2 separate regions of the Homo sapiens genome follow, and region 1 is linked to region 2. A link is a contact called in ENCODE Hi-C or POLR2A ChIA-PET data. All regions are on one chromosome and are shown on one strand. The core of a region is the stretch at or near the end of the contact, and the rest is flanking DNA. Distances in the headings are between cores, read along the strand shown. Region 1 holds the start of LINC01265 (long intergenic non-protein coding RNA 1265). Region 2 overlaps EGFLAM (EGF like, fibronectin type III and laminin G domains).

The links. Hi-C counts contacts between places; a loop is a spot of excess contacts on that map. ChIA-PET counts read pairs that join two places held with the same protein, here RNA polymerase II (POLR2A). Pooled maps may share reads with other maps.
Region 1: a loop to region 2 is called in a map of dorsolateral prefrontal cortex, with 2.2 times the contacts of the local background. The contact joins the promoter of LINC01265 here to the enhancer-like site in region 2. A Hi-C loop is called at or near these places in 3 of 168 maps with a recorded cell type or tissue (A673, PC-9 and dorsolateral prefrontal cortex), 1 of 37 single-sample maps with no recorded cell type and 2 of 50 pooled maps. POLR2A ChIA-PET finds 5 or more read pairs at or near these places in 2 of 52 experiments (MCF 10A and Panc1).

The regions. Positions count from the first base shown.
Region 1 is chr5:38,717,023-38,721,716 of GRCh38, reverse strand. LINC01265 (long intergenic non-protein coding RNA 1265) reads left to right here and starts at 1,444. Exons shown (of 5, transcript NR_104631.1): 1 at 1,444-1,532. All of the region lies in intron 3 of OSMR-DT (OSMR divergent transcript), which reads left to right.
Region 2 is chr5:38,448,018-38,452,624 of GRCh38, reverse strand. It overlaps EGFLAM (EGF like, fibronectin type III and laminin G domains), which reads right to left. Exons shown (of 22, transcript NM_152403.4): 18 at 4,246-4,324; 19 at 1,167-1,310. All of the region lies in intron 1 of EGFLAM-AS5 (EGFLAM antisense RNA 5), which reads left to right. Among named protein-coding and RNA genes, the nearest start is that of EGFLAM-AS5, 18 kb to the left of the region's middle. Within about 2 kb of position 1,849, at least 2 of the 41 ENCODE cell types and tissues checked have a DNase peak (open chromatin) inside an H3K27ac peak, as active enhancers do.

The DNA.
Region 1 (4,694 bases), core at 195-2,694, 270 kb before region 2:
ATAAGTCTAGTTCAGAGCCCAACCACTCCGTTCTGCCCACACTGCTGCAGTTATGTCAAGACAGGGAGACAGAGCCCTGAGCAAAGAACTCTAGTCCTCAGCATTTTCCATGAACCCCAGCCAGAGAGCTTCCTCCTTACTTTCCCTTCTACTCCTCTGTAGTTAAGCAATCCATTGGGTCAAAGGTACCACTAACCATCAGCTAATGTTGATGGTTCTACCTTTAAAATTTATACAGAATATAACCCAGTTCATATTCTGGATTCTGCTACAACCAAGTTCATTGCTTACATTCCACCTTGATCCCTGACAAACACAGCAGCCAGCATGGTCCTTTCAGGAACATCAGTCCCAGCACATTACACCTATGCCCTTCCCAGCCCCACATGTTCTCCAGGGCCTTACATGGTCTCCTCTGTGATATGGTTTAGCTCTGTGTTAACACCCAAATCTCATGTTGAATGTAGTCCCCAGTGTTGGGGGAGGGACCTGGTGGGAGGTTATTGGATCATGGAGGTGGATTTCCCCCTTGCTGCTCTCATGATAGTGAGTGAGCTCTCACGAGATCTTGTTGTTTGAAAGTGTGTAGCACTTCCTCATTTACTTGCTCTCTCTCTCCTTCTTTGCCATGTGAAGAAGGTGCTTGCTTCTCCTTCACCTTCCACCATGATTGTAAGTTTCCCGAGGCCTCCCCAGCCATGTCTCTTGTACAGCCTGTGGAACTGTGAGTCAACTAAACCTCTTTTCTTCATAAATTATCCAGTCTCAGGTAGTTCTTGATAGCAGTGTGAGAAGGACTAATATGCTCCACTAACTTCATGACGAGCATGTACACTCACTGCTTCAACTTCAGCTATTTCCATGCTAGCTAATTTCCTTCTCACGCATGGTGAGACATGCATTTCAATTATCTTCTTAGTTTCTTCTAACTCTTGCCTATTTACCTCATTCAAAAAATGTTATTTCCTCTCCTTTCTTGGTCCCTTTTGTGATCCAAGAAATAAGCTGTATTAAGCCTAATGAACCTAGGAATAATTTTAGAGATTTAACTACCCTGGGGTTTGCAATGAAATTAGATTAAACAAAGAACCTAGTTGGCATCCTCTGAAGTTTTTCAGAATCTTACTTCTATAGCGTATATCAGCATCCCCACAGAGGTTTCGATTGCCTCCTTCTGCTCTCCTAATAATCCTGCTATTCTTTCGAAGGCCAGCCTCTTTCAAATTATGTAATCTTTCCAAAATAACATCTTACTTAGGATTATTGTTTTTATGATTGTTTAAATAGTAATATAGAAAAATAGGGTTTTCTTATTTCTTTCCTTTGCAATAAACAATTTTCAACAGTATAATAGCTTAAATAGGTGATTGTGATGTCACCCTTAGGATATAATCACTGCTTGTCACATCGTTTCTGTAGAAAAACCAACTCACATAGGATGAAATGTGATGGGGTGAAATCATGGCAGTGTGATTTTCAAACACCAACTTGCCTTGGAAGGGAATGTGGGGATGTGCACTGCTGGAAGCCATGTGAGTTTTGAGAGTATGTAAATTCAGATGACTGGAGGGAATGTGGTGTAGTAAACAATTATGCAGTGCCTATTTGTGTGTGCATAATTGGTTGCTAGGACTGAGCATTAGTCACCAAATTACAAAAGCATGACTTTTCCTTCAGTGGATGTAGCACTTTCCCAGGATACACAGCTTGGGGACAGTAGCATGGGTTAGAGTTTTGCCCCATTCGCTCACTCGGTAGAGGTCTGTGTGCAGTGTACAATTTGCACAACTATATGTGGGCCCCTGCTAAGTTATCCAGAAAAATTGCATTCATATGATGTCCTACAAAATGCCAAAATCTACAAAGCAGTCAACCTGTATAGTCTACAGAGAAAGGAAGGACACGCTTATTCTAGTGACCCAGATTCAAATCATAGCCAAAGAAGCAGTGAGGATAAAAGGTCAGAGAAAAAAGTCACACAATCCTGGAGTTGGGAGAGAAAGAATGGGGCATGGATGAGGCAAAGGGAGACAAAGAGGAAACAGATTGGAGAGAGGGAAGAGAAAGGAAGGAAGGAAAGAAGGAAGGAAGGAAGGAAGGAAGGAAGGAAGGAAGGAAGGAGCAAAGAAGATTCATGCATAAAAAATATAAGTTATTTTTGAAACAGTCATGAACCCCCCCCCTTTTGGAGGCATTGTTGTGGGGAGACAGAGATGAGTCCTGATCCTTAAGATTGATCTACTCACATGCAAAAGAAGGAGCAAAGCAATTACACACAAACACACACACACAGACACACACACACACACACACGCAATGAGGCAGCCATCCTTATAAATTTCAAACTGGAGCAAGGCACAAGAAGTCCATATTAGTCACTATTAATAGCTATGCCAATGAAAAGTTCTTGCTTCTCAGACCAGCACACCATTCTCAGAAGCCAAAGGAGGAGAAAGCTTCAGAGAGCTAAAGTTAAATCAGTTCAGAAGAGGAAATGCTCCCAGGGATTTCACTGTTTCATTTCACAACACCTGATAAGCTGTAAACAAGAGACAGATGGGACATTGATTTTGAGTCTGTGTGTCCTTCAGATAATCTACGCAGGCTAGGTAAGATGAAAATAAAGGGACGGGCTAGGGCCGGGATTTTAGAGCTTGAAAATATTTTGCTGCCTGGGAGAGTGTCTGTAAGCAGATGATAATAATGACAGTTGGCTGTAGTCCTTGGCAGATGCATTTCCCAAGCATTTTCAGACTTAATGAGACCAGAGAGCATCCCGTGGGGCAGGACAGTCATGTTATTAGCAGATTACGGTAAGGAAATGGGGGATATCTATGGGTTCAAGTGAGCGATGGGGACACCAGAAGTAAGTATCTCAGCCTGAATCTTCACAAACACTTTTGCTTCCAACTTTCTCCCAGGAGGGGCAGGGGAAAGGGGTGGCTTGAAGTATGAATGTGATTTCAGGGAAGAGGAGAATGATTCTCCACGTGTACATTTAGTCCCTTGTCCTCATATTTGCACACATGCCCATGATGCTGCCTGAGCTGGCAGAAACCACCCCACTACAATGGGGCCTGTATATATTGTACCACTTGCACAATTATATGTGGGACCCTGCAAAGTTATCCAGAAAAAAATGTACTCATATGAACCCTAGTCATCCAGCTGCCAGCACTTTCTCAGTACCCTTCCCTGGTTTGAAGATTTCCAGATTTATGAATCCCACTTCTCCAGGAAGAAACCAGAAACTCACTTTCCTAAGTTGTCTATAGCTGGACACAAGCATGGCCCTGGCCTCCTCAGATAGACCATGCCAGACTTTGATTGTAGGAGAGCCTTGTGGAAGAAAGAGTGCGGAGTGGAGGAATTCTGATGAGGGTGACAGAGAGACACTTAGTTTGCAGAGACAAAGGTTGTGGTGGTTCCAGTGGTAGTTCCCCTGCTGTGCTGTAACAGCAGAGACTCTCCTGGAGCAATAATTGAGGTATTCTACCCAGCTCAGTAGCCTCCAAGCCTGATTGTCCAACTCTGTGTAAAAACCAATACAGTTCAGTGACTACAATTGAAGTAGCTACAGTGAATTCTGTTGTTTGCAACCAAAAACTCTTACTAATTGTCTTTGTACTTATAGGCGATGCAAAAACAAAACAAAACAAAACAAAAAACACCCAAACTTCAGTAATTAAAATGAAATTTTCATGTAATAATTTTAGAAAGGATTTAGGTATTCAAAAATGCTTTTGCAAAAAGTATAAATGTACTTATATTTTATTTTAAAATCAAAGAAACACAATCCCAGAGAAGCCTAGTCATATATCAAGCTGCTTAGCACATTAAGATTAAAATGAGAATTAGGGGCCGGATGTGGTGGCTCACGCCTGTAATCCCAGCACTTTGGGAGGCCGAGGCGGGCGGATCACCTGAGGTCAGGAGTTCAAGACCCGCCCAGCCAACATGGGAAACCCCGTCTCTACTAAAAATACAAAAATCAGCTATGCATGGTGGGTGCATGTCTGTAATCTCAGCTACTCAGAAGGCTGAAGCATGAGAATCACTTGAACCCAGGAAGCGGAGGTTGCAGTGAGCCAAGATTGCACCACTGCACTCCAGCCTAGGGGATAGAGTGAGACTCTGTCTCAAAAAAAAAAAAGAAAAAAGAAAAAAGAAAAAAAAACGAGTTAAATGCAACATTTTATAAATCAAAATTAATGCAAAAATCCATGATGAATGAACAAAATATCAAAATTTTAAATAAAGACAAGATCAGTATTACTGACTTTTTCCCTTTGTCTCAGACTCTAATATATAGTTACTTATGCTGTCTTTAGGGAACTTGCACATGTTATCTTTAAACAAATTAATAGCACAGATTAGACTACTTCGTTGCCTCTTCAAATAATCAAAGTTGAAATCTTCTTCTTCCTGGTATGTGAATCTTCTTCAGCAGAATATATAGTAGCATCTCTCGCTAGAAGCATTCCTGAGCCCACAAATTTGGATTAGATCAAAATTTCTGTGTCCAGACCTGTCTGGATCTTGCAGAAATATTAATGCTGGCAGAATCTCTAAAATAACAGAGTAAACTAAACCAAATTAAACACAAGGAGACATAAGATCAAATTTTAATGAATATTTGGGCTGCTGGCTACCCAGCACTTCTCAACAGGTGAATGCCTTAATAAATCACAAGG
Region 2 (4,607 bases), core at 600-3,099:
CTCCTGGAGCTTAGGGTTTTAGACCTCCCTGAGCTGCTGAGTCTTAGGCTGAGTACTCACTTCTATGCTTGGCCTTTGTGCTTGGCAGTATCCAAGTCTTCTTTCTGCCCCTTCCTAATTTATGAGTAGGGAACATGCAGCAGTAACACACTAGAACAAGGGCACAGAATTGTTCCTCACAGGGCTAGACGGTCAATTCCTAAGGCTCTGCCATGCAGTTCCTATTGAAGCTACTCAAGTGTGCCATTGTAGCATGAACATGGCCACAGGCAATATATAAATGAGAGAGTACAAGCCAGGCACAGTGATTCATGCCTGTAATCCCAGCACTTTGGGAGGCCGAAGCGGGTGGATCACCTGAGGTCAGGGTTTGAGACCAGCCTGGCCAACATGGTGAAACCCCGTCTGTACAAAAAATACAAAAAGCCAGACATGGTGGCACGTGCTATAATCCCAGCTACTAGGGAGGCAGAGGTAAGAGAATCACTTGAACCCAGAAGGCAGAGGTTGCAGTGAGCCGAGATTGCGCCACTGCACTCTGGCCTGGGCGACAACAGCAAGACCCTGTCTCAAAAAAAAAAAAAAAAAGTCCTGTTGGAATACTGCTGTACTCTTTTTTTTTTTTTTTTTTTTGAGATGGAGTCTTGCTCTGTCACCCAGGCTGGAGTGCAGTAGCGCGATCTCAGCTCACTGCAACATCTGCCTCATGGGTTCAAGCCATTTTCCTGCCTCAGCCTCCCTAGTAGCTGGGATTACAGGTGCCTGCCACCACACCCGGCTAATTTTTGTATTTTTTAGTAGAGATGGGGTTTCTCCATGTTGCTCAGGCTGGTCTCAAACTCCTGATCTTAAATGATCTGCCCACCTCGGCCTCCCGAAGTGCTAGGATTACAGGCGTGAGCCACTGTGCCCGGCCCCAGCAAGACTTTATTTACAAAAAAGAGTGGTGGGTCAGATTTGGCCTGCAGGCCATAGTTTGCTGACTGCTGCTCTATAAGATGAATGTTGGAAAGAAAGACCAGGAGCTTCCAATAAGCCTTGAAGCTTCAGGCTTCAGCCAATTCCAGCAGACTGTGTTCTGGCTCCCTTCTGAATCACTCTGGCATGATCTGCAATGTCTGAGAAAATCGCAAGGTGCTGCTGAAGGCAGATGGAGAGGGGGTTACCTGAACACGAGGGCTCCATCCCGAAGGCCCAAGGAAATGAAGTCGCTGTTGGGTCTCATGGGGCTGTCTCCCCTCCACAGCAAAAGGCCATCCTTGGCAGTTGTTTTAAACCTCATGAACACATTTGATCTTGATCCTGACACCCTGGAGGAAATACACAAATAAGTCCACCAAATCAACCACCAACATCTGTTTCCGAGTAATTCCAGTTTTGTCTGCCAGCCCTGAGGAACCAGATGTAAGGATAGTCTGGCACTTTCTGACACTTACTTCATTACCACGAGTCGCACCACGGGTCTAAAGGTCTGGACTGCTCACTCAGCAGCAGTCTCTCTCCCCAAGCACTGTGAACCCCACCAGAGAGCATTTGCTGAGTGACAGATTAGCAAGACTATGGCCAATGTCACAGCTTAGGCTGCACCCCCATACACACCTCATTCTTTTCTCTTTCCTGTTTTACTACTCAGGGGCCCCATTCCCCAACAGAAAGTGTGTTTCCTAATTACCAAGAGGTTCAAATTGGCAGCCACTCTGGGCTAGGACCACGGCTGTGGATGGCCAGCTCTGGCCGGTGACTGTCCTTGGGGACAAGGTCTAGACAGGGAAAATACCCAAGCGATGGCGTCTCAGACAAAGGAACAAGGCCTGATAGTGAATGGTCTGGAGTGGTGTTGAGGCAGAGCCAGGGTGGAGAAGAACAGGAAGCTTCGAGGAAAGGAGGGGTGCTCAGGCTAGGCCAGCTCCATGCTCTATAGCCACGGCTGGGAATAGGTTCACAGGCTGACATGCTCTTAGCAATGCTTGGGAATAGACTAGTTCAGAAATTCATTCTTATTAGTGTGATCAGTGTTTCATCTTGCACAGAGAAAAGAGGAAGGCTGAGGTCCTTGAATCAAGGGTGAGATAGGAGGAAACATAATTTAACATTGCTACTAGCATAATGTCATTGGAAAAGTTTCTTTGTCCATTCTCTAGTCACTTGAGCCATCCCTCTGTCTGTCTCACACACCTGGGTCTGTGTCTGCAGTGTCCTCAATCGTGAACAGTGGAGGGAACTATTATCTAGGCTTCCCAGAGCCTGAGCTCGTCAGGAAGAGACCAAGTTTGCATTTCCCATGCAGGGCCTCAGAACAGTGAGGGAAGAGCGAGGCCCCCCAGGCCAGGTTCAGCACAATCTAGCACTGACCCATTCCCTAGAGACCTGCTTTGCCCAGATTTTCGCTCAGGTTCCTTCCCTCTCCCATTTGCCTTGGGTATATTGATTGGTTACAAGCCAATCAAGAGGTTCTCATTTCTCTTGCCAGTGATTGGTTTAGGGGCAGGCATGTGGCAGCACAGAAGAGACACAATCATATCCCTTTTGTCCAATGAGATACAATTCTGGGAAGAATTCCTTCTCTTTTAAAAAGAGTCATATGAGAAAAAAAGTCTTTTGGACTTCCACTGGATGTAGTCAGAGTCATCTTATGTGCAGCTTATGGGCAGCTGGGGAGTGGCCTCTGGAGAAGACGCTGAGGACAGCAAGCAAGAAATAGGGATGAGATTGGAATATTTGAGGGTACAGCTGCTTCTCTTAATTAATCAACCCAAGATCCAGTGTAAGTCTGGACTCCTTGTGATATGAAATAGTAAATATCCCTCATGGGTAAGGCATTTTAAGCTGAACTTTCTGTTACTTGGCACCAAAGATATCTGACTGAAATAGACCCTGAACTTGACTTTTACCTGCAGCCTCACACACATGCATTTATACTTTCATATACATACACACACACACACACACATGCATGCGCACACACACATACACACACACTATGGCCCTTGAGGTAGCTGTGGTTTTGGGCCTCATGTCTCCTGCTCTCATCAAGCCCCTCTACTCCCCCAAACCACCTAGTGGTCTCTCACTAACCCCCAGAGACTGAAGGCTTGGGCCCCTTTCACGCTGTCACTGCTTTCTAGGGACTGAATGACCTTCCATCTTTGGAGAGAAAGGGCTGAAGAAGGAGGACGGTCTCTCTTGGCTGGGAATCCATTTTACCTAAGTCCCCATGCCAAGACAACGTAGATTAATACAACCTGGGATTAGAGAAGTGAAGCAGTGTCTGCCTGGTGTGTGTTGGGCGTTACCAGGGACATCCAATGCCCTAGGAGAATTCCTCCCAACCACATTTTGTTCCCTGAAAAGCCACCAAACTCCACCCTAAGAACTGGATGCCTTTCGCTTAAAGATTTGCCCTTGTGTGTTAAGATGCAGTCAATCTGAAGAGGAAGGAAAATCCCAGAATGATTGTGTGGGGAGCAGAAAGGGGAATAGCACACTAGAAACCACAAAGAACTGGGGAAGGGAAAGAAAGAGATAAGGGGCAAACTGAAAGTGCCAAAGACAAGCTTGACCGAGTTGAGGATTTTGCCATGTCAAAGGCTATTCCAAACCAAGAGCGAGGACTCCAGGCCAGGGCTGGGACTTCTGCCACCAGGGGTGAGATGCCATGGCTGTGACTTGGGCATTTCCCTGTATCCACATGAAGAGAGCTGAGAAGCCTCTCACTGAACTGGCCAGAGCCTGAAGAGGACAAGAGACCTTTGCTGATGAAGACGCAGGGTAGGTATGGACTCAGCAGGGAATGGGCTTGGATCTGTCTGTCCTTCTGCTGCTGGCCCAGGTCAGAGCTGCACACTCTGGCCACGGCACAGCACGGAACTGCCCTGCTCACAGAATCATAGTCATCACTCAGGCTTCAGGAACATCACATTCTCACTGTTTCTCGAAGCCTGAATACTGGAAACTCTGGGACCAGTCGTGTCTCTCTCTCCAGGCCCTTTGACCAGAAAGATACTGGATCTTTTGTAACAGGGTTATCTGAAAGGTCAATTTCTCAAGTTTAGTTTGTTTTTTGTTTTATTTTGCTCTAGTTTCTATGTTTATTTCTTGTTGTGTGTGTTTTTCCCCTGAGGCCATGGCTGAATGGTCTTCTTTGAGAATTATCTTCTGGCATGAAATATAAGAAAAAGCCCTGAGAAAGATATAGAGAAATTTACCCCCAGAAAGCTGAGGAAGGTGCCTGTTGAAGCTTATTACCTCTTCAAGATATCTGGGTTGTCATACGTCAGGTAACTGCGGCCGATAAACTGCGGGATCTCAATGGCTTCTATGATCGCTGGGACAGAACAGAAAAAGGAGGTTACATAGTATGTGGTTCTCTTGACCCCTGCACTCACACACATGGCAGGAAAACACCCAGCTCCTGGAAATAGGATGTTTAACAATTCATCAGCCCCTTCCCTTCGGCTGCACGCATATTTGGCCAGGTTCACAGTTGCCCAACCCCATGGCCTGGGGTTGGCTTCTCCCCCATTTTTCCCTCCTGGGGAAGTATTGTCCCTGCCTCTGGCCTCAGCGCTGCTGAGAAGGCCTCACAATGTGCTGAAACTTGAACTGTT